Linked DNA regions of Mus musculus: all the other regions are linked to region 4. Evidence: chromatin loops called from intact Hi-C (ENCODE). Cell type or tissue: heart. All regions are shown on one strand. Region 1 holds the start of Czib (CXXC motif containing zinc binding protein). Region 2 holds the start of Coa7 (cytochrome c oxidase assembly factor 7). Region 3 holds the start of Zyg11b (zyg-ll family member B, cell cycle regulator). Region 4 overlaps Scp2 (sterol carrier protein 2, liver).

Region 1 (8,000 bases), 180 kb before region 4:
CATTAATATGTGACATGTCAGGATGCCAGACTTCTGAGACACTTAAAGACCAGTCTGGTGGTGTCCAACAGGCAGGGGGATGGCTCAGCGGTTAAGAGAACTTGCTGCTGTAGTAGATGACCTCATTTCTGTTCCTAACATCCATAGGGTGGCTCTATCAGTGTGTCACAGAGTGTTGCGGCCGGCTCACATGTCTGGGTTCTAGCCTGGGAGGCATCTTGGAATCTGGAAGAGAAGAGGGAGCTAGGCGGCGGGAGAGAGAATGGAACCAAGACAACTAGTCTGCTCAAGGTTCAATTTTACTATTCCCAGGCACTGGTTTATGAAGAAGGGGAAGGAACCCATTCCCGCCAAATCATCCTTGGAGTCCAGTTTCAGGTGACAACTTGATTAACTCCGGAACTGCTAGGCGGCAGGCAGTAGCAGTGGGAGTGGTAGAACGATAAGGTGGCAGGCTCCAACCCCCCCCCCCATGCTCTCTTCGTGCTATCAGTGAAACCTGTTCAGCCAGGTTTCAGGCTGAGGGGGGGGAGGGTACAAGAGGGTTATTTATGGTGCCCTCTTTTAGCCTTGGTGGGAGCTGCATGCATGTGGAGCACATACATACTACCTGCCAAAACCAAAATAAAATTTAAAAAGACTGGGCCATAAAAGTGGGAGCCAAGCATGGTGACACACGCCTTTAATCCCAGCATTCGAGAGGCAGAGGCAGGTGGATCTCTTTTGAGTTCGAGGCCAGCCAGGTCTACAAAGCGAGTCTAGGAGAGCCAGGGCTATAATTACACAGAGAAACCCTGTCTCTAAAAAATAAAAATGGGGCATGTTTTCGAATGTTGGTGCTCCCAGCTCCTGCAGTGTCGGTTAAATATATGACTAAGGTGGGGGAAAGTCAGCTCTGTTCAGGCATAGCTACCACGAGGACATGGACACAGGGCAACCCTGTGGGAAAAGTCGCAGCATCAAATCGTGTACATCCAGTGGGCAGTTTAGAGGGCGACTACCCATCATCTGGGAGGCTGCAGCGTAATCTGAGCCTCAGGACCACAGGTAGTGAGAAGTCGGATAGAGAACCGAGAGCCTAGAGAGGTCTGGCAGAGGTTTCCAGCCCGACTATCTTGCCTGCTCAGTGAAGGCACAGATTGAGAATCAGGAACCATCTCTGGCATTTGCGTTTACATCGGTTCCAGCAAACCTACCGAAAACAGCCGAGCCCGGCAGGTTAAGGAGGGACAAGCTAGAAAACGCCAGCCTACAGTACCACTCACTAACGCCCCGCTCCCCGCCCACCCGCACTGAGGCTGCGCGGCGACGCCGGCCTTTTACGACGGGTCGGAAAGCAGCTGTCGCAGCGACTTAACGTGGACCGGCAGCTATGGGGGTAAGGAGAGGCTAGTCGCCATTGGGGCATCCCGTCTGGTAGTAGCCCAGTGAGAGATGGGTCCGAGGCGGCGAGGGGCTCAGAGTGGCGAGCTCAGAGCAGGAGAGAATGGAAGGCGTGAGGCTCGGGTGGCGGGGCTTGAGTCGGGAGGGGCGGGGTGGGGCGTGGCACGCAGCTGAGCGGACGAGGCCTTGCACTCAGCGTGTCCCGCCCTCTTCTCAGAAAATCGCACTGCAGCTCAAAGCCACGCTGGAGAACGTCACGAACCTTCGGCCAGTGGGCGAGGACTTCCGGTGGTACCTGAAGGTGCGACGGAAGGCGGGTTCCTCTAGGGAAGGGAGGAGCATCCGGAGGCAGTGGGGCATCTTAGGGCTCAGGGCCCAGCCTTGATCACAGTGTTGAACTGGGAGCTTTTCTAAAAGTTCCACCGGGTCTGAGGTGCTTAACCAGGCATCTAAGTGAGATCTTCAGGATGGAATTTTAGATTTTATTTTTATTGATTAAACGTTAGTCTTATGTAATCTAGGCTGGCCTTGCGCTCTTTATGTAGCGAGGGATGACTTTGAACTCCTGATCTTCTTACTAGGATTACAGATGTTCGGCCTCCTCACACGGTGGAGTTTTGTGGTTTTATCCCTCTTCTGTTCTGGCGGGTATATCTGAATTTGGGGCCTCACGCTAGCACTCTCCTGATGTGAAATCCTTCCAGCTCTTAGTTTATAAACATACACGGAACAAAATATCATTTGAAGGGACCCTGTGCTTACTTAATATAGTGAATAAACCCACCTTGTTTTATTTGCTGGCTTTACTTATTGGGAAAGTTGGCCACCCTTTGACCTCACACAGTGCTAGTAAACTGGGTAGGTACCCTGCCCTAGAGGCCCAAACAGTGTGACACCCTTCATCGTCCCAGGCTGTGCTTTATTCTCCTAGTCTATCTCAGTGCCTCACATACCCAACCAAAGCCATAACTGATCACTCTTATTCCGCCACCCCCGCCCCAGCACTAGACAAGTGCAACACCATCGCACCCACAGCTCCTATTTCAAAATGTTTGGAGCAGGAGTTCCAGGGCCCATCTGAAGAACTTTGACTTGAAGAAACACAGAATAACAAAGGAGAGAGAAACAGAAACAAAATGACAACCCGTTAACCCCAGACTCAGGACCCCTAAGCACAGAACCAACCAGCAGAGTTGCTGGGGGCTTGAGACAACCTGGAGTCCCCAGCCAAATGGCACAGATTCTAGAGGAGGGCAGGGGTGCCAACATCAGAAACACCTTGTTCTTACTTGGAGATAAATCGGCTCATGTCCCTATTGGATGCTGTAAGAATCCCCTAGAAGATAGGATGGGTCTAGAGGCACTCACTTGTATCCCAGTACTTGGAAAGCAGAGGCAGGAAGATCTCAGGTTCAAACACATTTGGGCTACACAGTGAGAGTGCATCTAAGATAAATTAAGAGAAGGCAGTAGGCTATGAGCTGGCCTTACACCGTGCTTCCCCTTCCCCTGTGTCTAAGGAAGCTACCTGCTCAACTAATAATACTCTTTTCCTTCCCCAAGATGAAATGTGGCAACTGTGGTGAGATTTCAGAGAAGTGGCAATACATCCGGCTGATGGTAATGGTCCCTACCACATGCTCCTGGGCAGAAAATTGGGGAAATTGGATTTCATCTTTCTTTCCTTTAGCCACTTGGGGGGGGGGGCACGGCAGGTGTTGAGAGAGCACCAATGTGACCCTCGCAGGGAACAACAGACATCTTTGAGGCAGAGTTCAAAATCAAGAGGGACTTTTTTTCTCAACCAGGGGAAGACTCCTTAGGCTTCTGCCCCACCCAGGGGATTGAATCCAGGGCTTTGCATATCTCTACTACTACTCTACTGAGCATGCTCTACTACTGAGCTCTCCTCAACCCTCTTGTCACTTGTCAGCAAGTGACTCACTTCTGTGGTCTTAGTCTGTTCCACTGGATGAGGTGGTGGGATGAGATCTCTCTGGGACCCTTACGTCTAGCTGTTACATGACTAGAAATTCTGTTTGCTTCTTGTCAGGACAGCGTGGCGCTGAAAGGAGGCCGAGGCAGTGCCTCCATGGTCCAGAAGTGCAAGCTATGTGCACGGGAAAACTCTATTGGTAGGTCGGGTGCTGCCTACCAGGCTCTTCCAGGGTGACTGGAAGCAGGCTTGTGTTGTCAAGGGGTGGACCTAGGTGTGAAATACTAAAACCTGTGCAGGTCTCTCTCTTTCCCAGGCTGTGTCTGGGCACCTGAGTGGAGTCTGGGTAGAGATTCAAGTCAACTTTTCCTTTTTATATTTCAGACATTTTGAGCAGCACCATCAAGGCTTACAACGTAAGTTTCCTGCTGTAGTGTCAGGGATGGTGGGATTAAATCTGAACTGATGGCTAGGAGTGGGGTCGAGAGTAGCTGCATCAGAGTGGCCTGCCCCTGGACATGGTCCCATGTATTTAACTCTTTGTTTTGCTTAAGACTAGGTCTCACTAGGTAGCCCAGGCTTGGCTCAAACTCATACTCCTGTTTCAGCCTCCTGAATGCTGAGAGGCCAGGTACTTGACACCACGTCTCCTGCGTATTTACTCTCTCATGCACCAACTCAGTGCTCACTTGCTCCGTATCTTTTGTCCACCATATCCACATCATCCACTGGGTAATACTGCAGTTTCCTCCTAAAAGTACACAGGATGACAGTCTGGGCAGTCTGAGCCCAGGGGTGAGGTAGGCAGGGCTCCTGGCTATCCACCTCCCAAGAGGTGCGCTCTCCATACACCCAGCCTTCCTCATGACATGGTGGATGTTTGGTTTCTGTTTTGTTTGTTTGTTTGTTTGTTTGTTTGTTTATTTGGTTTTTTGAGACAGGGTTTCTATGTATACAGCATTTTGCCTGCATGTATGCCTATAGGCCAGAAGAGGGCACCAGATCTCATTATAGATAGTTATGAGCTACCATCTCTAACAACCACTGGAAATTGAACCTCTGAGCCATCTCTCCAGCCTGACATGGTGGCTGGTTATCCAAAGGCCATGGTGTGCTTACTGGGACCATGTGGACGGTCTAGAGCCCTTGTAACTTAGCATTCTTGTCTTCTTGGTCACTTACCATTCATTGACCCAGTGCTTGGCTCTCAGTGCATGATTCAGATCCTTACAGTAAGTAGGCCGGGTTTCCTCTGCTCTGCTGACATGCAGGAAGGTTGACCAAGGATCCTCACTCTTCTGCACAACCTGTGTCTACAGAGGTCCTCTCTGGAGCAGTACCCAAGACAGGCGTTTTGTTTTTATAAAGGGCTAACTTGTTCTGGGTCCTGTTCTAGGCTCAGTGGTGTAGTTAGGGCCCACAAGGTAGAAAGGGCAGAGGGCATTGGAGGAGGTGGTCTCCATTGGTCCTGCCTCCTCAATACACTTCCTTTCCAGGCTGAAGACAATGAGAAGTTCAAGACGATAGTGGAGTTTGAGTGCCGGGGCCTTGAACCAGTTGACTTCCAGCCCCAGGTATGTGGCTTTAAGGCTCTCTGGGGTGGGGATGAAGCAAGCGAACTTTGCTTCTTACAGAGACTGAAATAGGAATTCTCCATCTTGCTTTTCCCTTCTTGTTCTAGCACTGAGCTACAACACAAATCAGGAAGTCTATGAATAGTAACTGTCACGTATGAAATGCCTACTGTGTGCTGTGTTCCATGCCCATCACCTTTCTGTGCTACTTCATTTCATCCTCACTGTAACCTAAACAGTGATTCATCCTAGTCTTTAGACAAGGGAACTTCAGAGACTGTAGTGTGCCAGAGTCCGTTAGTAAGCAGGGGCTGGATTTGAACCCAGGTCTGTCTGAATCTTATAGTCAGTGCTCATCCTCTTGTTTGTACATTTTTACTCACAGTAAATCTGTGGGGTAAGTTAGAAAAGATGGTATCGGCATCCCCATCTCATAAACAAAATCACAGATAAAAAGTTTAAGGCCAGCCTGGAATCCCTGAGGACCTGTCTCAAAAAACAAATAAAACCCAGGTTCAGAGCCAGGCATAGTGCATTCCACCTATAATCCCAGCACTCAAGAGGCTGAGGCAGGTGGATTTCTATTGAGTTCAAAGACAACCCAGTGTACATAGCAAGTTCCAGGAATGCCAGATATATCAGAGAGACCCTGTCTCACCAAATAAATACCCCACAAACTAAGGTTCAGAGAGGGAGTGGGGTGCATACCCAGGTCCTTGAGCAGATAGAGTGATGGGAGAGCTTACCCCCACTCCGGCCTTTAACTTGGTTTTTTGATAACACAAACTAGAACCACCTGAGTAGGGACCCTCAACTGGAGAACGGTCCCAATTGCTATATAAGAAAAATAGCTGAGGCTAGACATGGTTACACACCTTTAATCCCAGCACTTGAGGGGCAGAGGCAGGTGGATCTCTGTGAGCTCAAAACCAGCCTGGTTTACATAGTAAGTTCCAGGTCAACCAGAACTACATAGTGAGACACTGTCTCAAGAGAGGGCGTACGGGGGAGGGAGAGAGGGAGGAGAGAAGGAGGGAGGGAGGGAAAGAAAGAGAATATGAGAGAATGAATGAATTGGGGAAAGGATGGGAAAGAAAAATAGCTGAGCAAGCCAGGAGGCACTCTTCCTAGATGGCCTCTGCTCTAGTTCCTACCTGTAGGATCCTGCCTTTGTGTCCCTGGATAATGGGCTGTATGAAAAGTTAACCCTTGCTCTCCCAAGTTGCTTTTGAGTCCTGCTGCTTATCACAGCAACAGAAAGGAAACCAAGGCAGTCTTCTGGGCCAGGGCTGTAATTTAGATACCACAGCAGTGCCGAGTAAGTTGGGAACCCGAGATTTTCGGGAGCAGCTGTTGTTCTGAGGTTGCCTTGAGGGCTTTGCTAGGAAGAGCAGCCCTGGGCCGGTCCTCACAGGCTCCTTCTTTCCCCCACCCTCCCTGCTGCCTTCCTGTCTCCTGCAGGCTGGGTTTGCTGCTGACGGTGTGGAGTCAGGGACAGTCTTCAGTGACATTAATCTGCAAGAAAAGGTGAGACTTGGGGAGCCTGTAAGGTGTTCCATGGTACCTGGTGGGAATTCTTTTCTGCGTTAGCTCCAGATGTTTGTGCCTTTGGTTGGTGATTCTGCTATGGAAATGGCCATAAATATAATGTTTAAGGGCAGTGGCTAGAGTCCAGCTCTAGCAGGCCAGGGTTCTGAGGAGGACCTGTGAAGGTGGCAGTAAGATGATGCATAGACGTGTTATGGTTGAAGCAAGCTTGTATTTCCTCCTGTTCTCGCTAATGTTATTTTTTCTCTTATTCCTCATATACTACTCATAACAGAAGTCTTTACACAGAAATCACTACATAATAAGTCACATATTTCAGAAAACAAATTTCCCCAGAAGCCCACATGTAGTTAAACATTCGCCCCCACCATCTTTCCTACCATAATCACATCTTTATCCCAAAGCAGTAATGCTTTTATTATTGATTAACAAAGTTTATGCAGTCAAAGTATATTTCAGCCAGTTTTCTTGTCCTGGCTGGCAGCAGTTTGTGGTACCGTGTGGCCGACTGGTGTTTTTGTTCTAGTCTACAAAGCCTTGCTGAGCTGACCTTGCTAACCATCTACTTTCCTTCTCTTTCACTCCCAACAGGCTCATGTGTTTTCCTCTTACAACTGTTTTCTCCAGGTGCATACCAAAAACCTGTAAATATGTCTGTAAGCTACATGACAGGAGACTCAGTAACCTTAGTTACAGAAACATAATTGCTTTTTTGATCATTGGCCTGGCTCTCACAGGCAAGACACGTGGGCTAGCAATGCCCGAAATTTCCCTGTTCTTATTTCCTACTCCTGTAAATCTCACATCCAGCTGGAAAAAGTTTTTTTTGTTTTTTTTTTTTTTTTAGTTTTATTGCAATCTTCTCTAGATCCCTCATAAGCAGCCCTGGCCACTTGTATCTTTAAACTATTCTCAGAAAGTTCAGCTGAGTCTTTAACCCATCTAAACAGCACTGTCCTGGGGAGACCGTCATCGCACTTAAGTGCTACAGGTAAACTGCCCAGAGAGGGGTGGGACTCTCCCACAAAATAACCACACTACCACAAACACAAGAAGAACATCCAAGTATGAAGCATGATCAGGCCTAGCAGCAGCAGCAAGAGGCACTCTGAGCACCATCGGGCCTCTGCCTCTCCAAGGAACACCCATGGCTGCTCTGCTGAACGGTCACCCGAACTCCATAAGCTTCATTGCTGACTGCAATTCCTCCAGCATGGTCACCACCAGGCGATCCCATGGTTATGCATGCAGGAAGGCTGGTGTGCCTGACATGGAAAGTGCACAGTAGATAAGCTTCATTTAGGCCCACGTCACAGTGCTGCTGGCTGAGCAATATAAATATAGTAAATATGCTACTCTTAAACAAACCTATGAAGCAGAGGTGTTTACTGGTTGATGAAAGTTGTGTGACCAGATGCTTATGAGAAGCTAACTCTGTTTCTCTAGGAACAGTAGCTGAAGTGTTTGCAGTGATCACTGTAGTATTGATTCAACCCTGTAGATAGATGAGTCTATTGCTCTAGCTGGGAAGGAAGAACACCGGCTCATTCTATTTACCT
Region 2 (8,000 bases), 260 kb after region 4:
GGTGCCAGGCACACGGGTGGTGGTGCATAGACCTCCTTGCATTCAAAACAACCACACACATTAAGGAAAAGAGGAAGGAAACGACTGAGCTGGGCCCTAGCGGTGGACTCCTTTGATCTCAGCACTTGGGAGGCAGAGTCAGTAGAACTCCTGATTGTAGGCCAGCCTGGTCTACAGAATGAATTCCAGGACAGCCAGGGCTACACAGGAAAACTCTGTCTCGAAAAACAAACAGAACCAGACCAGAAGAAAGAAGTAAAGAAAGAAAGAGAGGAAGGAGGGAAGGAGGGAAGGAAGGAAGGAAGGGAAGTAAGAAGGAAGGAAGGAAGGAAGGAAGGAAGGAAGGAAGGAAGGAAGGAAGGGAAGAAGGGAAGAAGGAAGGAAAGAAGGAAGGAAGGAAGGAAGGAAGGAAGGAAGGGAAGAAGGGAAGAAGGAAGGAAGGAAGGAAGGAAGGAAGGAAGGAAGGGCATTTAAAAAAAGATATATCTATTCTTTTCACTTCTTGCATGCTTGTACATGTGTGTGATGTATGCAGACAAGCGCCAGTGCCTGATGAGGTCAGACGAGGGCACTGAGTCTCATGGAGCTGGAGTACAGGAGGCTCTCGAGCTGCCCAGTGTAGGTGTTGGGATGTGGACTTAACTATTCGTGATGGAACCTTTCTTCAGCCACAAATGTTCATAACCACTGAGCCATCTCTCCAGTCCCAATGGCATGGTTTTAGCAAGTGCTCTTACTAATTTTATTCTGCTTATAAAGGTAACCTGGGGGCTGGTGAGATGGCTCAGTGGGTAAGAGCACCCGACTGCTCTTCCAAAGGTCCGGAGTTCAAATCCCAGCAACCACATGGTGGCTCACAACCATCCATAACGAGATCTGACGCCCTCTTCTGGTGTGTCTGAAGACAGCAACAGTGTACTTACATATAATAAATAAATAAATCTAAAAAAAAAGGTAACCTGATTTTTTATTACTTTTATTTTAAGTGCATTGGTATTTTGCCTGCATTTTTGTCTTTGTGAAGGGGTCAGATTCCCTGCAACAGGAGTTACAGACAGGTGGGAACTGCCATGTGGTTGCTGGGAATCGAACCCTGGCCCCCTGGAAGAGCAGTTAGTGCTCTTGATCACTGAGCTATCTCTCCAGCCCCCATAACCTGATTTTAGATAGAGTCTCATATGTCCGAGGATGACCACAAGCCTCTGGTCCTCCTGCCTCTGTCACCAGTGCATGCGTCTGTGCTGTGCCCACTTTATTCGGGGCTGGAGACTGAACACCTTCCAGGGTGTTAGTGAATACTCAGCTAGGTAAGCTATATCCCCAGCCCAAGTACAGAATCTGAATAAGAAATAAGCATGGGGGGCTGGGAGATGGTTCAGTGGTTAAGAGTGCCGACTGCTCTTCTGAAGGTCCCGAGTTCAAATCCCAGCAACCACATGGTGGCTCACAACCACCTGTAATGAGATCTGATGCCCTCTTCTGGTGTGTCTGAAGACAGCTACAGTGTACTTACATATAATAAATAAATAAATCTTAAAAAAAAAAAAGAAAGAAAGAAACATGGAACACAGACACAAACATTGAATTCCTGTACACTATTCTCACACTCTGTGCTAACTCACAGGAACTATTATCAAGAGTTCTGTGTATTTTCCTTCATGCGTATTTTTTGCTTTAGAGGGGTGGAGAGCTAATCAAAGCCTTGCATCTGCTAAGCAAACACACTACTCAGTAACTATCGGTTCCCAGAGTTTAATTTATTTAACTTTATTTTTTTAGGTTTAGTTTCTTTTTTTTTTTTAAAGATTTATTTATTATTATATGTAAGTACACTGTAGCTGTCTTCAGACACTCCAGAAGAGGGAGTCAGATCTTGTTACGGATGGTTGTGAGCCACCATGTGGTTGCTGGGATTTGAACTCTGGACCTTCGAAAGAGCAGTCGGGTGCTCTTACCCACTGAGCCATCTCACCAGCCCTAGGTTTAGTTTCTTACTTAAGGTGTTGAGGTCTGCCCTCCACCAACATGTATGTAGCCATTTTGTTTCATGCCTACCAACTATTTCATATTATTGCTATAAAATGCCTGCCAGTCACGGACACAGAAAAATAACCTGACTCAAGTTTGGGCTAATCATATACCCTGTATGTTCTGTATGTGGTATGTTAATCTTAAGAAATTCCACAAAGCTTTACGTCGGACCCATAAAAATCAAAGGTCAATATGAACTGTTATGTCTAAAATGGCTTGAGTCAGAGCTGACCACTGGGCAGCACTTCCTACGCCTACATATGAGCTCAGTGTGTGTTTCCTTTATAAGCCTTTCCTGAGAATACACTAGTACCACAAAATTAGGTTCCCGAGTCCTTTTTGTGGCCCTGAATGTCCAATTTTGGGGTATTCATTCAATAAACTGTTTTTGCTTAACTGAGAACAGTGTTTTTATGGTGGTTCCTGGTCCCCAACAAAGGCAATCTTGTTATGTAGCCCAGGTTGGCCTTTAACACACAACTATCTTCCTGTCCCAGCCACCTGAATATAAACATATGCCACTATGCCTGACTGAAATTAATTTTGAACACAAGGGTCTCAACTAGGCATGGTGATACATACCTTTATCCCAGCATTCAGATGCAGAGGCAGGCGGATAGGCAGATAGGCAGATTTCTGCGTTCAAGGAAAGCCTGGGCTACAGAGTGAGTTCTGGGACAGCCGGACTACGGAGAAACCCTGTCTGGAAAATGAGAGAGAGAGAGAGAGAGAGAGAGAGAGAGAGAAGAAGAAGAAGAAGAAGAAGAAGAAGAAGAAGAAGAAGAAGAAGAAGAAGAAGAAGAAGAAGAAGAAAGGATAAGAAGAGAAGAGGGGACAGGAGGGGAGGGGAGGGGAGGGGAGGAGAGGGGAGGGGAGGGGAGGGAAGGGAAGGGAAGGGAAGGGAAGGGAAGGGAAGAGAAGAGAAGAGAAGAGAAGAGAAGAGAAGAGAAGAGAAGAAGTTTCTCTGGCTGGCCTAGAACTTGGTATGCAACTGAGAATGACCTTGAACCCTGACCCCCCTTGCCTCTACCTCAACAAGTGCTAGGATTGCACCATGCCTGTTTTAGGACATGATGAAGACTGAACCCAAGGGACCAGGCAAGTTCTCCAACAGATGAGCTACTTCTTCAGCCTAAATATTATTATTATTTTTTTTTAATAATGGCTTACTGTTTTCCAAGCTATCCTGGAACTCCTGGAGGCCAGGTGGTGTGGCCTCTTCTGAGGCCTGGGCTTGCTCAGTTCTTGGAAACAGAGATTTATGTCTAGTCTCCTGAACTGCCAATGTGAAGCCTGTCATGGAGTCAGCCTGTCTCAGTTATACAGAACAAAGCAAGTAAGCTTCTAGATGTATCCAGTAGGAGTAGGTTAAGGAGGGAGGCTCCAAAGTAAAGGTCAGGCCTTCTCATCCTGGACCATGTATTCTAAGGGCTCCCTCTAGTGATTACAGATATAAACAAGATAAAAAGAACACGGATAGGTGGATGTGGGAGCTTGTATCTGCAACAGTACTCAGTAGGCTGAGGGGGGAGGATTGTCTCAAAGTGAGATTCTATCAAAGGAAAAACAGGAGAAGCCATACATAAAAGTCAGTTTTAGCCAGAGGCTCTGGAGTAACGCAGAGCTTGTGCTATCCTGTGAAAGATGTGTCATGGAACTGCTTTTAAAACCATGAGTCCATTCCCAATCGGCCTTTCCCTTTCTCCTTGCCCCAATAAACCTCTTCGGTAAGATCTGTTGCATCATATGACTTCATAGTGTTCCTTGGCTTCAATCCGCCATGCTGCTGTTCTAAAACTATTATAGTGACCATGTTGTCACTATAATCCCGACCACTGATGTGTTCTAATCATAACTCGCAGTCATATTAATATGGATGATTTTGATGGGTCTACAAAGAATATAGAGATAAGGGCATCCCGTGGCAATTGCACAGATTTATTTATTTCGGTTTTTCCGGCCATATTTGGGACACACAAGGTATTCAAAATGCTTGCCACCCAAATGAACGAATGCTTTCGGAATAGATTTCAAGTTCTGTTTTACGATGCTTCAGAGTACTTGGTGGTGAGCTGCAGCCCAACGCTGTAAGCTTTGGTAAGGCTGGGACCTGAGCTCCCGGCTGTGTCGGCTTTAGAACCGGAACTGAAGAATGTCTGGCTGATCCAGACTACAGGGAGAAAACCATTAAGGGGCAGTATGGCCTCAGATAAACCGACGCAGAAACCTGGGAGAGGGCTGTCCAAAAAGAAGAATAAAAGCCTGGAGGGGTGGGGGGGGTGGGGAGCTACCACCGCAAAGGATGATGGGAAGCGGTAATCGTCTCCTTCCTTCCAACCCGCCCCCGTACTGAGGAGCGCTGACGTCACGCACGCCGCCGGCATGCCCCGCCCCTGGGCTGGCTCACGTAACTGAGGGTGGAGCCACAAAGCGATTTGTGGGAGTCGGAATCATGGCGGGCTTGGTTGACTTCCAGGACGAGGAGCAGGTGAAGTCCTTCCTGGAGAACATGGAGGTGGAGTGTCACTACCAATGCTACCGCGAGAAGGACCCGGAGGGTGAGCGCCAACTGCGCAGCCTGGGACATAGGGGAGGGGAGCGAGCGTGGGGTGCAGTCGTGGTCACGTGGCGGGCCGAGGACGCCTAAGGACCGGGTCAGGGTCACTACGGGCCTGTGGGCGGGAAGTTGTAGTGCATCGGGGGCGGGGCCTGCAGCGGAGGGCGGAGCCCTCAGGCTAGATGCTGTGTAGTCAAGTTTAGGGTGCTAGGACTGGAGGTGTGAGGGTGAAGTAGAACCTCGGTGTACATGTCTTTGAGGGAATCATTTAACATGCAGGAAATAAATGAAATATATGCTAGTAGTAAATGCGAGCCAGAATTGGTTGGCATCTTGCACCTGTAATTCTAGCGTTCGGGAGGCTGAGGAAGGAGGATCACTTAGAACTCAGGAGTTAAGGACTAGCCTGAACTACATAGCAAAACCCGGCCCAAAAAAAGAATTGGAGAGGGAGATTGGAGTGGTGGTCCAGTAATTAGGAGCCCATTTAAAGTTCTAGGAGATCCAATGCCTCTGGCCTCTGCTGCCACCACACCACATGCTCGTATACACACATCCATAATTTAAAATAATAAAAATTAAATCTTTTTTTTTTTGAGACTGTCATTATGTAGCCTTGACTGGCCTAGAACTTACAGTGTAGGCCACGCTAGCCTTGGACTCAGAACTGCTTCCTCTATCTTCTGAGTTTTTGGCATGAGCCACAGGCCTGTTAACAAATTAATAAATTAATTAATTTGTTGAGGTGTTATTCTTTGTGTAGTCCTGACTGTCCTTCTGTTGATCAGGCTAGCCTGAAACTAAGATATCTGCAAGCTTCTGTTTCTCAAGTGCTAGAAGGTGTGGGCTGCCACCATCCAGCACAAAATTTTAAAAAAAAATTTTTTTTTTGTTTTAGTTTTTTCGAGGGAAAAAAAAGTTTTTTTAAGGTAAGTGAAATGTGATAAAAAGAACTGAGTGAAGGGCACTGCCCAATGACATGGCTTTTGAATAAAGCTTTGAAGGAGGAAAGGAACCATTGTAAGTCTTTGCCAGGCAGAGGTAATAAAAGGTCAGAAATTGACTATATTTATTTATTTATTATATGTAAGTACACTGTAGCTGTCTTCAGACACTCCAGAAGAGAGCATCAGATTTCATTACAGATGGTTGTGAGCCACCATGTGGTTGCTGGGATTTGAACTCAGGACCTTTGGAAGAGTAGTCGGTTTCCTTAACCACTGAGCCATCTCACCAGCCCCAGAAATGGACTCTTATGTGCAGTGAGGAGGTGGAGTGTATGAGTGACCAGTGCCCAAACAAGTGTCCAGTGTCTGTAGGTTGTTTTCCTATTGTTTTAATTAAGGGAAAAGAATGAAAATGGCTCTGGCCCTCCTTTCCAGTAGCTTACAGTCTAGTTCCCAAGAAATGACTTTCTGTTTCTTGAAATTAGTCCACTATAGTGTGACTCTGGATAAGGAACCCAGGATTATTCTGTTTGTTTGTTTGTTTGTTTGTTTGTTTTTTCGAGACAGGGTTTCTCTGTATAGCCCTGGCTGTCCTGGAACTCACTCTGCTGACCAGTCTGGCCTCGAACTCAGAAGTCTGCCTGCCTCTGCCTCCCGAGTGCTGGGACTAAAGGTGTGCACTACCACGCCCGGCTAAGATTATTCTTTGGGAGCTAGTCCATGTCCCAATTGAAGAGAAATTTCAGAGGAATTGACCTTCTGTGGTCTCTGAGGACCAGGGTGGTTGGGCATAGTCCACAGAGGCCAGCTGTGTAGTCAGTGCGGGAGAGGTTGGGGAACAGAGAGCTCTTTTGGAAGGTGAATTAAGGATTGCTCAGAATCAAGTCAAATTAATGTCTGTTTTGCAGTCCTGAGGCACAAAGCCAGGGCTTCTGAGTGTAGCGGGGAAGTTTTCTACCACTGGGCTCTAGCTCCAGTTCCAGATTAAGTTTGTTCAGGGAGCCCGGACTACAGTGTACCCTGCCTTTCTAAGCAAGGAATTTAGACCTGACTCTGTAGGCATGTTTGAGGAGTTTGTGGTAGTTGATATGAGTTACATGAAGGACATGTGGAGCAGGGAGTGCAGGAGAGCCCTGTGAGCACTGGCCATGGGCTGGGGTTGTAGGTTGGTTGGAAGAGCACTCACCTAGTGTACCTGAGGCCCTGACTGAGTACTAGGCCTGGCTCAGACTGCATATGCACATGCTTAGCATGAGATCCCAGCACTCAGGGAGGTAGAGCAACAGGATCAGGGACATCCTTAGCTACATAGTGAGTTCTGGTCCAGCCTAGGTTATTTAAGACCCTGCCTCAAATTAAACAAACAAAAATAACATCAATTATTGTTATTATTCTTGGTGCAAACATATGCTCTTATGCAATTTTTTTTTGTTGTTTGTTTTTTTGTTTTGTTTTGTTTTGTTTTTTTGAGACAGGGTTTCTCTGTATAGCCCTGGCTGTCCTGGAACTCACTCTGTAGACCAGGCTGGCCTCGAACTCAGAAATCCGCCTGCCTCTGCCTCCCAAGTGCTGGGATGCCCGCTCAATGTTTTTTAAAATGCAAAGTGAATCTTAATCACTTCCCTTCTCTTGAAGAGATTTCTCAGTCGGTAGCTTACTTGTGTGGTTTTCCATTGTGGGGACTGGGATTAAACCAAGGGCCTCCCGAGCTCTAGGCAAGGACTATGTCACTGAGTTCCACTCCTCCAGCCCCGCTTTCCTACTCCTAAGAACCCTTTGTGCGTTATGGTCTGTAGTAACATGCCCATTGTGGAGAGAGGCGCAGCTCTAATTTCTTCATGTGTTTGAGGTTCTTGCCTCCCTAACCCATACCGCCTTATCTTGGCCTCCTTCTACCACATTTGTGCCGTGTTTATTTCCCCTTCCACCTGTTTCTGGACTCTCTCCATTTCTTTGTCTTGATTCGATAGGGATGGAGCCACCCAGGGCCTTGTACTTTGCCTTGTCATGCATGGAGTGACACCTTCAACTCCTTAGTCCTTATGTATCCTGTGCTCTCTTCAGCTCAGCTGTCACAGTCCTCCGTGGGACCTTCCTTGGTGCCCAAACTGTCTTAACCATAAGACATACAATGAACTTTCTCATCAGGCTGTTCTATTTCAGTTATAACTTAGTGTTTGAAAACACTGCATTTCTTTAATGTATCTCCTCCTTTCCTAGCCTGCCTGAATGGTTCTCTTTCACAAGGTTGTGAAGGGTGACTTTGAACTCCTTATCACGTCTCCACCTTGGGAGTGCAGGCACCATAGATGTGCACTTGCATGCCTGGCTTAAGCGTATAAATATCAAAAGGGCAAATGACAATATTCCCAGCAGCTCTGAATGTGTCATATACCTTTATACATGAGCTGGTGTGTGTGTGTGTGTGTGTGTGTGTGTGTGTGTGTGTGTGTGTGTGTTTTCAA
Region 3 (8,000 bases), 230 kb after region 4:
CACTGGTCTCTTCACAACACAACTCTTATCATTTAATTCCTCAATTCTCTACTTGAGACAAGGATCGTCTCCAAAGCCGCTAATGACTATCACATTCCATGATTCTACCAAGTCTGTGGCACATTTTTAAGTATGCTAAAACCATTCACATTTAAAACTGCTCTACATACATAAAGATATGAGAAGGCAGGGACCACACCTGTTTTGCAGTCTACCATATTCCCCATGCAAACACAGTCAGATGGCACTCCAGAAACACTTGGATGAGTGAAAGGTCAGGGCTGCATCTCAAATCTGAAGTATCAGCATTGCAAGAGTTCTTGAGAGAAACACAACTCTCAGGTTCAACCCCAGACTTCAAAAATCAAACCCTAGAGGAGAGGTAGCCAGCCCAGCACACCCTCCCTGATTCAGTCAGCTCTGCCTTAAATATATCAAGTATTCAAAATGCACCATAACACTTGAAAAATATATATGAAGCTTTGTAACAATTATCTAACTATTTACTAAATATATTAAACTACTATGCAAGAAAAACATAAAAGTAATCTCCAGCTCAAATGGGCCAGTATTCTCCCTCTTCACCCTTCCCACATACTTACTGGTATACATATTTAACAAGCAAGAACAACTCTAGTTAGTTGAATATGAAGCTTAAAACACAATAATGCCCAATTATCTGCTATGGTCTGAATATGTTTCTTCCAAATTCATATGCTAAATACCTATTCTAGCCTGTAAGATGATGCATAAGGAGGAGGGGCCTTCAGAAAAGTGGTCAGATCAACTAGACAGAACTGTCTGAATGAGACTAGTGCTTTCATATAGAAGAAAGCCCAGGGAACAGCCTTGCTCCTCCATCACAGAAGAATCAGGGGAATCATGTCGTCTATGAACCAGGGCATGGCGGTGCATGCATGCCAGCACTCAGGAGGCTTGTGGCAGTAAGACACCCTTCCGTTTGAGACCAGCCAGTAGTACACGACAAGCTAGAGCTATGTAACAAGACTACCTTCAACAAAAAAGGGGGACTCAGGATGTCTCTGCTGACAGAGTCCTTGCCTAATATGAACAAGGGTTTGGGTTCAATATGCAGCTCTACATAAACCAGATATTGTGGCATGTATCCAAAATCTCAGCACTAGAGAGGCTGAGGCAGATGGATTGTTCACGACCGTCCTCCACTACATAGTGAGGTTTAAAAAAGGAGGGGTTGGTGAAATAATAGTACAAATGCTGTATGGCAATGTGTCACATGGCAATGTGTGCCTGGGACCCTGTTGCTGGGAGGCAGGGACAGGCAGAGTCCTGGAGCGCACTGACCAGGCCAGTCTAGTCAAATGGACAAGCTTTAGACTCAGGAAAGGATCCTGTCTCAGAAAATTACATAAATAAGGAGTTCAGCACACTTGCTGCTCTTTCAAAGAACCAAGGCTCAATACCCAATACCCAAATGATGGCTTACAACCATGCATGTAACTCCAGTTCCAAGGGACCTGACACCCTCTTCTGACCTCCGCAGGCACCAGGCACACATGTAGCACACATCATATACATAGGCAATACATAGGCAAATTACTCATATTTTTTAAAAAATCCAAAAAGCTAAAAAAAAAAAAAAAAAAAAACCAACTCTGGCCTCCACACACATACACATACACATGCATGCATGCATATACATGTGCATGAGTGTGCTCGAGCTTGCACGTGTGCACACAGACACAGACACACACACAAAGAAGAAGAAGAAGAAGAAGAAGAGGAAGAGGAAGAGGAAGAGGAGGAGGAAGAGGAGGAGGAGGAGAAAAGAAAGGAAGGAAGGCAGCCAGCCCCTTTCAAACAATAAATGTGGTGGTCCCTATCCCTGGATTTTCTATGCTCCAAAGTTCATAAAAATTTCTGTTTATTAGCTAGCCAGCTGATGGTATTTTATTATAGCAACCTAAATGGACTAAGACAGTATCTTTCTCACCACACAAGCTATTACACCTCCTATTTCTTCCATCCTTCCAGGTAGTAAACATGTCATCCTTCACTACAAATCTTTTTCCCCCAGAGAACAGTTTCTCTGTGCAGCCCTGGCTCTTCTGGAACTCTATAGACTAGGCTGACCCCAGGGATCCATCTGTCTCTGCCTCCCCAGTGCTGGGCCTAGAGGAGCACCTGACTTTCACAGCCGATCTTAAATCTCTTCCCAGTCACACTTAAAGTGAAGTTTTCTTCTTCTTTCCCAAATGAGCCACATAAATTCTATTCATCTTTTAGGCCCAGCTCAAATCACGCCTTTGACTCCCCATCCTTTGAATAACTCATTCAGTCTCCGTGGAAAGGCCTGCATTTCCAAAAGTCTAACAGCCTGGTACCTTCTCCAGCAGGATGGCTCTCTAGTCTGAAAAGAATCATCACTACATCTTATTCTACTCCTTTTTGCACCAAAAGACGCTTCAACTCACCCTGAGTAGTCTGCAAGGTGCCTCAAATTTCAGTGGAAGACTGCACTTGACAGGTGGGGAAATGAGATCATAAATCAAACCATTCAAGAGTCTACCTGACCTGGGCACTGGGAACTCAGGGAATTAAGTAAGGCCCAGTTGTTTCCAGACTCTGACTCTCCTTGGGAAGGAACAGAACAGCACACAGTAACAGTGGAACAAGTGAGAGGCAGTCACTGGGAAAAGACAATGGAGGATCAGCAGAGTCAGGGAGCGAGGGAGTGTTTCCCGGTTAAACACCAGACGGTAGGTTACCTTCCTAAAAGTCAGATGGAGGGAAATACAACCTAGGAACTTATGATTATCAACAAGTCTTTTTGACTAGAATGTATTATTTCCTCCCAGAGATCAACATTTATTTTGTATAGGATAGAACAATGCTTTCAATATATACACAGCAAAACGCGGATAACACTTAAAAATGGGACTGTAGTCACAGCCATTTTGAAGCAGAGGAAAATTTGCAAAGAAAGGGTTTCTCCAAGAAAGGACAGAAAGGACAGGACAAATACAACCTTTCGGAGGAAGGTATTCGAAAGACTGTCACAATCTGACTGCCAGGCTGATATTCAGACCTCAAATGCCCTTGGTCTCTGCCTCCTAACAAAAACAAATCATGTGCTCTGAGCAACAACTGTCAAGCCTGCAAATTACAAAAGATTTTTAATTTCCCTAACGGTAACTCCACATGAAAACACATTCAAAATAAAAATGTAACAACCCTTTTTGGCTATTTCTGTCAAAAGGCCTGATAATCACATAAGGCTACAGGATGTACTCTGTAACACACCCCACTCAGGTTTTTGCAATGACACTAAGTAGTAAAGCTTCCAGACTATTCTTCCATACCGCCAATCTCCCCTCACTTCCCCACTCCAAAACAGAACGGAGAAAGAAAGGTTACTAATCTGTATGTACCCGCCCAACAGCTCCCGGGTAGCAATTGCCTTCCAATTGCTCCTGCTTAGCCCTCTGAAACCTGCACAAGGAAATGGGGACAGATGTGTGAGCCGGCGACGGAGGACATCCGACAAGGGGCAGAGGAAATGCGGATGGTCGAGGACCAAGGGGAAGAGGGGGCGCCGGAGATAAAATGGTGAAGAGGGTCGAGGAGGGAAAGGAAGCAAAGTGTGGGAAGGAAAAGTGGGGGGTGGGGGTGACTAACGACCATAGAGGAGAAAGGTTAAAATGGTTGAGGAGAAAGGGGAGGGTTAAAGACAGGGAAGGGGGGACGAGGAGAATGCGAAGGAGGCTGTCACCGGGGGACAAAAGGGTGTCACCGGAAAGAAGGGGGATTAAGGGATGTCTCCCAAAGAGGTTTGCTCCTACTGGTGGATGGGGAACGCGAGCCGGAGGAGACAGAGGGAGGGTGCAGGAAGAAGGGTGAGACGGCTGCCCGGCGTCCTCGGGCCACCCTGCGGGGGGTGGGGGGCAGGCCGCGCTAGCTCACCATGGCTGCGTGGGCCTGGTCCTCCGGCATGCAGCCTCGGTCCTGCGTGCGGTGGCAGGCGGAGCCCGAGCCCGCCGCTAAGATCAGCCGGCTCGGGGGCTCCAGGAGGCTCGGGTCAGGCAGCGGCTCCGGGCTGGGCCCAGGCCTCGGCCTCGCTCTTCTGAACTACAGCAGCCGCTGCCGCAACCTGACCGAAACACAGACTCCGCCTCGCTCGCCGCGCCTGCTGCGCCCCGCCCCCCCGCACGAGGTCCCGCCCCTCTCCCTGAGCCTACCGCGCCCTGCCCCTTAGAAGTCCCGCCCCTCTCTCCCTTGCATGTCTCGCCCCGCCCCAAAGTGGTCCCGCCCCCTGAAGACCCCGCCCCGTCCCGGCGTAGACTCCATTCTCAAACGCCAGCCCTTAAAGGGGCCAACGCCCTCTGACGAGGCTGTAGTCTTTCCGTTTGGAAGAGCTTTAAATCTTACCTCCAGAAGACTGCAGCGCTTACCCTCATTCTTCAAAACTTAACTTCTGATTCATAGTCATTAATTTTTTTTTTTAGTCATTAATTTTTGTTGTCAACGTTCTTAGTGATTTTAGCATTCTGTTACATGATGTTGTTTTGCTGTTGTTTTCGTTTTGTTTTGTGAGAAAGAGTCCCTCCACATAGCATATGTTAGGCAAGTATTCTGCCTGCTACTGCGTCACATCCTCGGGCCCCACAATCTCAATTTTGACTATGGAGCTTTCCCTCTTTAACCTGCTTTTCTTTTTTCTTTTTAAAGATTTATTTATTATTATATCCAAGTACACTGTAGCTGTCTTCAGACAGCACAGAATAGGGCATCAGATCTCATTACAGATGGTTGTGAGCCACCATGTGGTTGCTGGGATTTGAACTCAGGAAGAGGGGTCAGTGCTCTTAACCGATGAGCCATCTCTTGGCTGCCTTCTTTTGATCTTATGTAAATGGTGTTTAGCTATGCTATATTTTTCCACCCTCTAGGTAGCTACTTCAAGTCCCTCTTCTCAGGCCTCCGATATTTCCTTCTTCATGCTCATTTAACTAATCATTTTTGCCTTCAAATCACTGACAAAGTAAATGGACAAAACAGAACATCTATATAAGTTTCCATCACTGACAGTGACTTCCAGACTACCTATAACTCCACTTGTATACTTTTTCCTTTCTGTAGCCCAGGCTAGCCTTCACTATGTAGTCCAGGTATGCTTCAACTCTCCATTTCTCTGCTGTGGTGGTTTGAATAGGTATGGCCCCCATAGACTCCTGTGTTTGAATGCCTGGCCCATGGTGGTTGGTGATACTAGGAAGAGTAGCCTTGTTAGAGGAAGTGTGTCACTGTTTCTCCAGAGCGCACACTTCTGGAGACCTAACCCCCTAGCCTCTTGCCACTGGACCATCTTCCATTTTAATCACTATCAAGTATACAGGTCAGGCAGGATTAAGTACTGGTGAAGCCATCGCCAAACAGGCACTCCAGAAGGCTGCCACTTGATTGTTTCCATCGTGTTTGTGGTAGTGGGAATTAACTACAAGGCTTTGCACATGCTGTGCAAGTGTTCTCCTCTTGGGCAACATCCTCAGTTGTTCAGACTCTGCCGCTCTTGCAAAACTGAATGTCTATCCCTATATTCTTTCTCACTGTCCCTTGGCAAGTACTGTGCTACCTTTTGTTGGAGGTTGCAGCAGTGCTGGGTATTAAGTTGATGACCTCACACACGCTATGCAAGCTCTCTACTACTGAGACACACCCAAAGCTAGCATAGTCCTGATTTTTAATCTCTGTGGATTTGATTACTCTAGTGATGGTTGTTTGGTGGGAGGCTGTGTATTGTGATGCTAAATTCTGTACTAATTCTCTCATTTACCAGCGTTTGTTGTGCAAACCTTGTTCCTTAACTTAAAGCTATTGGTTAAGTAAAAATGGTACAACCAATTACTGGAGGGATTAGAGGTAGGCAAGTTTTGAGTTACCTGGCTGATTGATGTTTGCAGAGAGAGAGAGAGAGAGAGAGAGAGAGAGAGAGAGAGAGAGAGAGAGAGAGAGAGGAGAAGAATGAGAGGGAAGAGACAGACAGAGAGAGACAGAGAGAGAGACATAGAGAGAGAGAGAGAAGGAGGAGGAGGAGGAGGAAGAAAAGGAGAAGGAAGAAGGGGGGTGCTGGAGAGATGGCTCAGTGGTTAGGAACACTGACTGTTCTTCCAGAGGCCCTGAGTTCAATTCCCAGCAACCACATGGTGGCTTACACCATCTTGTAAACTGATCAGGTGCCCTCTTCTGGTGTGTCTGAAGACAGCTACAATGTGCTTATATACATAAAATAAATATTTCTTTTATAAAAGAAGGAGGAAGAGGAAGAAGAAGCTGCCATGAAAAGAGATGGCTCATGAGCTCATGGCCAAGAGAAACAGCAAGTATTTGGGGTACACTGCTGGGGAAGCAGCCAGGCCAGCAGTTAGAAAAGTAGGAGGCATTCATTAGCAAGCTAGACAGGAATGAATTTAAATTAGTTGAACTACACTGTAGATCAGGTGTGTGTGTGTGTGTGTGTGTGTGTGTGTGTGTGTGTGTGTGTGTGTGTGTGAATGTCGGGACTGAGTCCTAGACAGGTCAGACAGACATGCTAGGCAAGTGTTCCACCACTGAGCATGTCCAGCCCACATGATGGTGTTTTGTTTTGTTGGGTCTTACTAGCTCTGGCTGACCTGGAGCCCACTATAAAGACAAAGCAAGCCTCCAACTCACAGAGATCCATCTACTTCTGCATCCAAAGTGAAATTAAAATTGTATATCACTACACTGTTTTTTCTTTATATATATGGTGTGTGCAGGTTCATATGCCCATGTGAAAGCCAGAGGTTAATATAAGGTGTCTTTCTTTATGGTGTTCCACCGTGTGTGTGTGTGTGTGTGTGTGTGTGTGTGTGTGTACAGGTACATACGTGTGTGACATGGAGAATGGAAGTCAGAGAATATCCTTTGACAGCTGGCTTCCTTCATCATGTGGAACCCAGGGATCAAACTCAGGTCAGCAGGCTGAGAAGTACGGCAAGCACCCACCACTGTACTCACCAGCCCTATCCCTCCTCTCAGCTTGGTTGGGGGTCTTGAGAAAGGGGTGTTTGGGAGCAGCAAAAGACTGACTAGAAGTGAAATCTTTGGTGCAAGCTGGCAGCCTTGTAGTCTGCTCCAGACGGCTCCCTTAAGCAGCTCTCTGTAGATAACTCCTCTGTAGTCTGCTTGAGAGAGATCTTTCCTGAAACACCTCTCTCTTGCCAGAAAAAACTCTAAAAGCTCTCTGGGTAGCTCATGGGTTTTCTGACCAAAATCAGAAAAGCTACTCTGAAAAAAGTTCTTGGGTTTTCTAGAAAAGATTCTAAAAGAGCTGTGTTAGCTCTCTAAGTAATTCTTGGGATTTCCAACCAGGGTCAGAAATCCAGTTATAAAAAATTCTATGAAAAATTCTAAAAGAGTTGTGTTCGCCCTTCATGGATTTTCTGACCCAAATCAGAAATCCTGTTTGGTTTTTTTTTTTTTTTTTTTTTGGTTTTTCGAGACAGAGTTTCTCTGTATAGCCCTGGCTGTCCTGGAACTCACTCTGTAGACCAGGCTGGCCTCGAACTCAGAGATCCACCTGCCTCTGCCTCCCGAGTGCTGGGATTAAAGGCATGCACCACCACGCCCGGCTTGTTTTTTTTTTTTTTTTTTAATCTTAAAGAGAAATATGTTCATTCTCCAGAGATTTTCAAACAGCTCAGCTCTTGATAGAAAACATTCTGAAAAAAGAACTGCTATCAATCTCTGCTACCTCCCATCATGCTGACCAAAAGTCCAGTCTTTTATTTGCATATCAATTCAGTCATTTACTCCAGGTTCCCTCTAGATTATCCCAACATGACCTTAGCCCCTTGACTCTTAAAAATACAAATGAGGGAGCTGGAGAGATGGATCAGCAGTTAAGAGCACTGACTGCTCTTCTGAACATCCTGAGTTCAAATCCCAGCAACTACATGGTGGCTCACAACCATCCATAATGAGATCTTGCTCCCTCTTCT
Region 4 (8,000 bases):
ACGCTACAGATTAACCAACTTTTCATCCAGAGCAGGAAAAAATAAACATGAAAAATGCTGTCAATATTTTCTGAGCATCCTTCCTTGCAAGTCACTTGATACATGTCCTGTTTAAAAGAAACTGAATAATAACATAAACTGAGATATATCTCACACACACAAAAAATATTTCTGCTGCTTTCTTTTTGTTTTATCGTTTGCTTTGGTTTGTCAGGCTGAGTTAGCCAGGTTGGTTCCAGTGCTCTTCCCCTCGGCCTCCCAAATTCTTATAATACAGGCACCTGCATACAACAATGCCTAAATTCTTACAACTCTAGATACAAAATTCTAGTAGAAATTAAATTGTAATTGGTTTTTACTTGAATTTGGTAAACACAAGTTTACTGGACTAAATCTACCACCATTAATGCTGGAAAGGGCTTACAGACTAAAGAACATTCTCGTCTGTGTTTGGATTCCCACTAGGTAAGAGGGAAGTTTCACTGTAAGGCCCTCAGCTCTGTATCGGTGGTGTCACAGACTGGGAGTGCAGAGAAGTCATGAAACAGGAACCAGCTAACACCTAGCTTGGTTAGCTGATCACCCACATATCTTCAGAGTTGGTACTTCACGGTATGCGGGGTTTTAGATGGGGAAGCGCTGCTCGGTGCTGGGGCACCTTCCTAGCACACAACCCCCTGGGTTTAATACCCAGCAAGCCAAAGCACCTAGTGTGTTCAAGGCACATACCAAGCCTTCAGAAAGTGGTGGTTGGACTAGGCATGGTGGCTCATGCCTGTAAAACCACTCGGGAGTCAGAAGCAGGTGGATAAGGCCTTCCTGGACTACACTGCAAAACCCCACCGAAACAAAGAAAATGGAGGGAGGGGATCTGGTTGTTAAAGAACTTTTACAACTCAATAACCCAGTTTTTCCGTTACTAAAGGCACTGACAGAGGGACAGTTCTCCAAGGATGACACACAGATTGCGAATAAGCGGGAATAAGAGGAAATGGTGTTCAGAAAATGATTAGCTACTGAGGAGATGTGAACCAAATTGTGAGGTATCACACCCAGGAGGACTGCTCATAAAAGACAGTGAGGTCGAGGGTATGGAGAGGGGAGCTTTCATGCAAATGGGGTAGTATTCAGCCTTTGAAAATAACACGTTCAACCAAAGAAGCCAGTCATGAAAGAATAATGCCATTTGACTTCCTTTATATGAAATATGCAGAGTAGGCAAATCCAGAGACAGGGAGTTTGTGTGCAGTTGTCAAACTACCAGTGGGACAGACTGGAAGTGAAAGCACTTAGGCTATGTGTTGGGGGTTGAGGGGCGGAGGAGAGTGAAAATGTTTTAAAATTATCACCTGTTCTGATTAGAGAGGGTTATGAAATGCATGCAAACACTGGGGAGCAAAGTTCCCAGACAATCAGCAAGTCCCTTTGACCTCAGAGCTGGCAGATGAGCCCATATGACAGGACGGACAACTGGAAGCCTGGGTGTTACAAGAAACCTCTCTGGGATATGATGGGAATGCAATAGATGCCCCTTAACCAAGCTGTGGACTGTGTCAAGGGGTATTTCCCAGGTTATACTAAAAAGTCAAGGTCACTTTTCCCAAACTCCTGAGTGATACCAGAATTCAATAAGACCATTTCAACCACTTAACCAGAGGCCTGAACTAGAGGCACAGCAAAGAAGAAGGGCAAATCCACTGGGGAAGAAATTCACAGTTCGTCCAGCGGCTGCAGGGTAGGGTGGGTGCACTCCAGTAGTTTTCTGAACTCTAAAGTGAATGCTTTCAATATTTCCTAAGTGATGAAAAGGTTAACAGGTAGTGTGATCAAAAACTTAGAAGGCTGCTCTTTCTGGTCACCTCTCCCTCTTTGCCTGGAAAACAACCACCAATAAATAAATAAATAAATAAATAAAACCCCACAAAACAAAAGTGACACCATCTACAAATGGTGCTTAACTAGTTTTCTAAATTCCTGCTCTAACTGCTAAAAACCAGTGGTGAGTATTAACAACACATAAGCCACCTAATATTACCCCTAAGTTTCTACTTAAAAACAAGCTAAACTAATATAATTCACATATGTGTCTCCTGAGAAGGCCTGGCAGTGGCAAGGATGAGCTAGCCAGCAGCCATGTATGGTGGGTGTCTCAGCATCACTTTCCACTAAAGGAAACCAAGACTCCTTGGAGAAATGACGGGGCTAGGCATGGGCCATAGAAAGGACAAGAGGGGCTGCGGACATGGACCCAGATGTGGTTCCCACATCAGGCAGCTTAGAACCACCTATGTAATCCCAGCTTGGGGGGGGGGGGGGGCTGGTGCCTTCACTTACTGCATAGCCAAGCCCAAAAGCACATAAATACTAAAAACTGTAAAAACAAAGTGGAAGAAGAGATTGGAGTAACTTCTCGAGCCAGAAAAGAGAGAAAGGAAGGCCTACACAGACTCGGGGACACAGGGTCACCTTGAGAGGGTCCCCACTGGCCAAACCAGGGGCAGTCACTGCAACAAAATAATTGATACTAAAGGACTGTGATCTCAAGGATAAAATAAGGCCTTGTGACTTCATGCAGTGTATATGAATACACTTAAAGACAGGAAAAGGAGGGAAATTTCTTCCTTAGAGCAGAATATCATCAATGGGAGCTAAAATTAAGAGTGCCTCTATAATTTGCCTTTTTATGATCTCACTGGCAAACTACAGAGGCAGCAAACAGAGCAGGGGTTGCAAGATGGGCAGAGTAAGGGCTGCTGGAAACCTACACAAAGAAATAAAGAGCTGGCTGGGCGAATGCTTTTAATCCCAGGACTTGGGAGGCAGACGCAGGTGGATTCATGAGTTTGAGGCCAGCCTGGTTCACACAGAGTTCCAGGACAGTGTTACATAGTGAGACCCTGTCTCAGCAGAGAGAAAAAGAACCAAAGGACTAGGGAAGCGGGTCATAGAATCATTGTGGACCTCACCTATGGTGGAAATTATACATTGCACCTTTTACATGTGAGAACTTGCAGGCACATACTAAAATGGTGAAGCAAGAAACTCACTGCCTCTAATACAAAGCTAGCCTGGTCTGGTCTAAGGTGTGAGACTGCTTAAAAAAAAAAAAAAAGGCTGTGGACAAACTTCCTAATTTTACTCTAAAGAAAACGAAATATCTATGACAATTATACTGACTGTGTTGGCTTTTCATAGCTTGATTATTTTTCCCCTAAGGGGTTTCATCTCAAGTGTGAACTGCATGGTGTTCCAGGGTCATCAGCATAGAACTGATGAATCAGATTGAGGAAGAAACAAGATGAGCCCTCTAAGGACTGCAAAAGAGCATGGGTATTTGAAAGAAGAAACTCTTAAGTTTAAGATGTTATCTTAATGTTTGAAACAAAAACAAAATTCTGGGCAGAAAAAGAAGAGTGAGACCAGAGAGAGGAAAAACCATCCCGAAGTTTGTAAAAGTTAAAGACTATATAGTAGATAGTGGCCCCTATCCTTTGTAGGACAAACTGTATAAGAAAACGATTAAGTAATCACCAGGAATTTCAAGAGAAAAGGAGCACATTCGTGTTAAAAAGTTACAGGGTGGTTAAAGGAGGAAAGACATAGCTAGCCAAGGATAATCAACTCAGAACACACCAGACCTCCAAACAGACCCTGAGGTGGTTCACTGCGAAAGGCTCATCATGAAAGAGAATAATTAAAGCAAGAGGAAAAAAAGATTTTGTGGACTAAGAAAGATTCTCTGGTGTAAGATAACAGGGGCAAGGAGCCAGTGGAGGGAATGCTAGGAAGATTCAAGAGGGTATACATAGTAGCTAGTACAGGTGGTTGGAAACCACGCACACAGAGGAACGCTGGGCCTTGGAAAAGGAGGAAGAGAACCCGGAGAGGCTGCAAGGAAAACAGGAATCCCAGAAGGCTGGGACAAGAGGTAACGACAGAGGCAGAGACTGCAAAGACAGGAAGCAAGCAAGCCCCTGGAATTCCAACAGCAACGAGGGCTTGATTCAGAAACACATTTTCCAGGTTCCAATGGCACATGTAGTTGGTGGCTTTCTCTGACAGCAGCCAGAAGCCAAGGAGAAAGCCAACTGTGAGAAAGGCAAGCAAAAGGTGACTAGTCTACATTCCGCAGGCTTGTGGGCCAGCACTCCTGGCTTCGCTGCCTCTTTCTGAACAAATTTTCCTAAGGTTGTCTCGGCTTAAAAACTAAGTCTTAACTTTTAAAACCACGTTAACGAAGTTATGTCATACTTTCCCTTAAATGCTTAATATGTGGTTGGGGTTTGGTTTTTGTTGTTGTTGTTGTTGTTTGTTTTTTTTAATATGCAAGCGTCACTTATTGTAAAGCATGAGGACAAAAGTGACAGAACTTAGAATGTCACTTACCTGGCAGCTTCGGGAAAACCCATCCTGTAGAGGGTGACAACCACAGCTCCTCCGAGGCCTAGATTGTGCTGCAGAGCCACCTTTGCCCCGGGAACCTGCCTCTTTCCGGCTTCGCCTCTCAGCTGCCAGCAGAGCTCCGCGCACTGAGCCAGACCTGGCGAGTCGAGCACAGAGCGTCCCGGGCCGCGTTAGAGCGCAGACTCCGCCCACCCGCGCCAGCGAGCCGCTAGTTGGGACTTCCCGCCAAAGCCACGCACGCCTGCAGAGCTTAAAGCCCAAGATTCACAGCTAGTTCCCACGCTAAGAGAATTAGCATTTAAGAAAGACTCGAGTTCAGGAAATCAACACTTGCATTTTCAACCCATTTTTTTCCGGGTGTGTTGAAATGGAAAACACAGTGTCTAGTGGTGCACACTTTTAAACCCTGCACTCAGAAGACAGGCAGGCGGATCTCTTGAGAGTTCAAGGCCAGCCTGGTCTACAGTTTGAGTTCCAGGACAGCCAATGCCACAGCAAGATTCTGTCTCAAATAAATAAATAAATAAAATAAAATAAAAAGTGAAAGAAAATTTTGAGATGGGACATTTTGAAAAAGCAATGAGATCAAATTGAACTCAAGATGCTTGTGATATGAAGTGGGAAAATGAGGTGGGCGTAGGGAATGATCTACAACACTAAAAATATTTGAAGTAGTCATAAGGAATTCTTATTTTATATTTACTTAAAATACATGTAATACATATAAGTGTATTTGCATACATACATATGTATATACACTTTGTTTAAGTGATGCCATACCACTTGGGGTAATAGTGCCCGTTCCAGGAGCCACAGACTATCTAATAAAAAGCCCTGTGCCATGCATGAATTGTTTGGTCCAGGGAGATCAAGCTTGATTTCATCCCAGAAGTCAAAGGTAAGTGTCTATTGCGAAAGATAGCACACACACTTGAACACAGGACTCGAGAAGTCGAGCTGGAACTAATCCAAAAGCCTCCTGGGGCCTAGCTTTCATAGTACCAGAAGGTGCTATGCTATGCAAGCTGGAAGTGGGAGGAGGGCCAGGATCAACAGACCTAATCACCTGTGGTGCCTATGAGCCACAGAAATGATATCTCTACACAGCAAGATATCTCTAAAGGTTCAATAAAGACATGTAGTCCCTCCCACCTCTACCCCTCTGTGTAGCCTTGTCTGTCCTGGAACTAGTTCTGTAGACCAGGCTGGCCTAGAACTCACAGAGATCTGCCTGCCTCCCCAAAGTGCTCAGATTAAAAGCATGCACTACCAGTGCCCAGCTGACCTTTATATCTTGATGGTAAATATACACACTCACACATAATTAAAAATAAACCAAGGTGGGGTTGGGGGGAGACATGCTTTTAACCCCAGCACTCAGGAGGCAGAGGCAGGCAAATCTATGTTTGAGGCCATCTTGATCTACAGAGTGAGTTCCAGAACAGCCAGGGCTACACAGAGAAGCCCTGTCTTGAATAAACAAACAAATGAATAAAATAAATACATAAGTGAAATTAAAATAAATCTTGCAAAAGACTTAAATTAAATATGAGGGTGTGACAACCCTGGAGGGCAGACTCTGGCAAATGGAAGATGCTTCCATCACACCCCTGAGCATCTGTGACAGACTTTCATAGAGAAATGGTTCCATAGAAGAGAGAAATGAATAAATGATATAAATTTATTTTATATCATTTCTTAAATGATAATAAATGAACCAAAGAAGAAACAAAAGAAGAACACAGCAGCAAGGCAGTGCACACACTGCAGCTAGCTGGTGTGCTCAGTCTGTCCGCCTGGCCCAACCCTCATTTATCTTTTTTCTGGAAGACTTTGGTACCCAGGGCCTTCTATATCCTAAACAAGTCAAGCACAGTATCCTACCGTAAAGCAACAGCACCCGTACCCTGACACACTGCCTTCCTTCCTCCTCCCCCAACACAACATCTAGCTCTTCTATTTTCTACTGCATTATAAGCTTATGAAATCTTGAGTGTTTCATTGGTGTCGTTTATTGTTGGTTTTTGGAAACAGCCCTGGCTGTTGTGGAACTCACTCTGTAGACTAGGCTGGCTTCAACTGACTCACAGAGATCCTTCAGCCTCTGTCTCCTGACTGCTGGAATTAAAGATGTGCATCACCAAGCCCCGCTGAAATTTTGAATCTTAAGTAGAAATACAATAAAGTTAACTAATAAGTAGATTGTTAATTATAACTTCTCTATTGTAAAACTGCAAGAACTTAAAATAGTCCACTAATCAATAAGACACGATAAGATAAAGAAGAAACACAATCATCTATACAATACCATCTGTCTTTACAGAAATAAACCACAGAGTTTTACCACTAAGTTACCTTAGAAACTCCAATACAGAAGATGTCAATTTTTTTAGCTAAAGATTTAACAGTCAAAGTGATTAATTTCCAGTGGGCAGTGAAGCCATAGTAAAATTTTAATTTCAGAATTCCTAGTCCAGTTTTCTCGAGAGAAAATGAGTTCCATGCAGTGCTAAGGAGGCATCCAACAACACACAATGTGTTCATCTGGAACCATCTTACCTGGTGACTCTAGTAAGCTCTCTGTTAGGAAACATCTTGTTAGCTAAGTGCACTGCAGCTAACGAGAAATCAAATGACTGCAGTTAAAAAGCATTAAAAACCCGTCACCATCTGAGTTCAAAGAATGCAAGCACACTGAAATCACAGACTTCAGCCACTCATGGTGGCTCACACCTATCATCCCAGCACTTGGGAGGGGCAGGTAGGGGGACTGCTTTAAGTTTAAGGTCGTCCTGAATCATATAGTGATTCATATAGGTCAACCTGGGACTGGGTTGTCTCAGACAATGAAAACAGTGGTCAGAAAGATGGCTCAGCAGATAAAGACATGTGCCACCATGCTGGGTGACCCGAGTTTTATCCCCAGGCTTGCATAAAATTAGAAAGAGAGAGCCAGTTCTCTCACTTGTGTGCCATGGAACATGAATGTGCACATATACGTTCACAAAAACAAAACAAAACAAAACCAAAAAACAACAGATTAGGGCCTAAAGTATAATTCTGACAAGAATGCATTGTCACCTGTTGCGCCCAGTGGGTGTCCCTTTGAGATGAGGCCTCCACTAGGGTTGATGACCCACTTTCCTCCGTAAGTGTTGTCCCCTCTGTCCACCAGGGTTCCACCTTGTCCTGTGGAAGAAAAAGTTAATATTCACAAATGTTAAAATATAACATTGGGCAGATGGCATGATTGTTTAATTCTTCCACATAGCCAAGGATTTCTTAATATAAACATTTCTTAAGCACTTAATTAAGTGTTGCAAATGCTTCTAAGTGTTGAGTAATAATATTGAGACATAAAGGCTTATCTTTCAAGAATGGATTGCATGAAATAAGCACTTGGTAGTTCCTAATAGCCCTGTGGTTTCCAAATTGCCCTGACTGTAACAGAGAGGCAGAAAAGAACTGATGTGGTCAAAATAAATATTCTGTAACATTTTAACTAAAAATTATGGTTTCAAAAGTTTTAATTTTCCAAAATGGCATCTATTTTTTCTCTTGTTTCAGTTGTAAAACTGTGTGATATATATATTTTT

What was found. Peaks named below come from ENCODE experiments on the same cell type or tissue, not always from the same donor. Only the 100,000 strongest peaks of a DNase experiment are listed, where the experiment ranks them.
Region 1: a loop joins it to region 4, with 2.4 times the contacts of the local background. A loop is called at or near these places in 3 of 42 quality-filtered maps.
Region 2: a loop joins it to region 4, with 2.5 times the contacts of the local background. A loop is called at or near these places in 4 of 42 quality-filtered maps.
Region 3: a loop joins it to region 4, with 2.4 times the contacts of the local background. A loop is called at or near these places in 2 of 42 quality-filtered maps.

The regions. Positions count from the first base shown.
Region 1 is chr4:107,888,519-107,896,518 of GRCm38, forward strand. Czib (CXXC motif containing zinc binding protein) reads left to right here and starts at 1,308. Exons shown (of 8, transcript NM_001347160.1): 1 at 1,308-1,378; 2 at 1,601-1,684; 3 at 2,947-3,003; 4 at 3,437-3,518; 5 at 3,704-3,735; 6 at 4,816-4,893; 7 at 6,355-6,420. The coding sequence starts at 1,373. In heart, a CTCF peak has its summit at 4,303 (motif pointing right); DNase peaks (open chromatin) are centred at 1,333 and 1,643; H3K4me3 peaks cover 2,235 bases; H3K27ac peaks cover 1,876 bases.
Region 2 is chr4:108,323,702-108,331,701 of GRCm38, forward strand. Coa7 (cytochrome c oxidase assembly factor 7) reads left to right here and starts at 4,451. Exons shown (of 3, transcript NM_027250.4): 1 at 4,451-4,589. The coding sequence starts at 4,484. In heart, CTCF peaks have their summits at 3,471 (motif pointing left) and 4,229; a DNase peak (open chromatin) is centred at 4,620; H3K4me3 peaks cover 1,873 bases; H3K27ac peaks cover 1,687 bases.
Region 3 is chr4:108,296,949-108,304,948 of GRCm38, forward strand. It overlaps Zyg11b (zyg-ll family member B, cell cycle regulator), which reads right to left and starts at 4,142. Exons shown (of 14, transcript NM_001033634.3): 1 at 3,943-4,142. The coding sequence starts at 3,972. In heart, a CTCF peak has its summit at 4,022; a DNase peak (open chromatin) is centred at 4,153; H3K4me3 peaks cover 2,211 bases; H3K27ac peaks cover 1,662 bases.
Region 4 is chr4:108,066,871-108,074,870 of GRCm38, forward strand. Scp2 (sterol carrier protein 2, liver) reads right to left here. Exons shown (of 16, transcript NM_011327.4): 11 at 7,486-7,593; 12 at 4,387-4,540. Among named protein-coding and RNA genes, the nearest start is that of Mir6397, 16 kb to the right of the region's middle. In heart, CTCF peaks have their summits at 4,522 and 4,731; a DNase peak (open chromatin) is centred at 4,541; H3K4me3 peaks cover 1,476 bases; H3K27ac peaks cover 1,358 bases.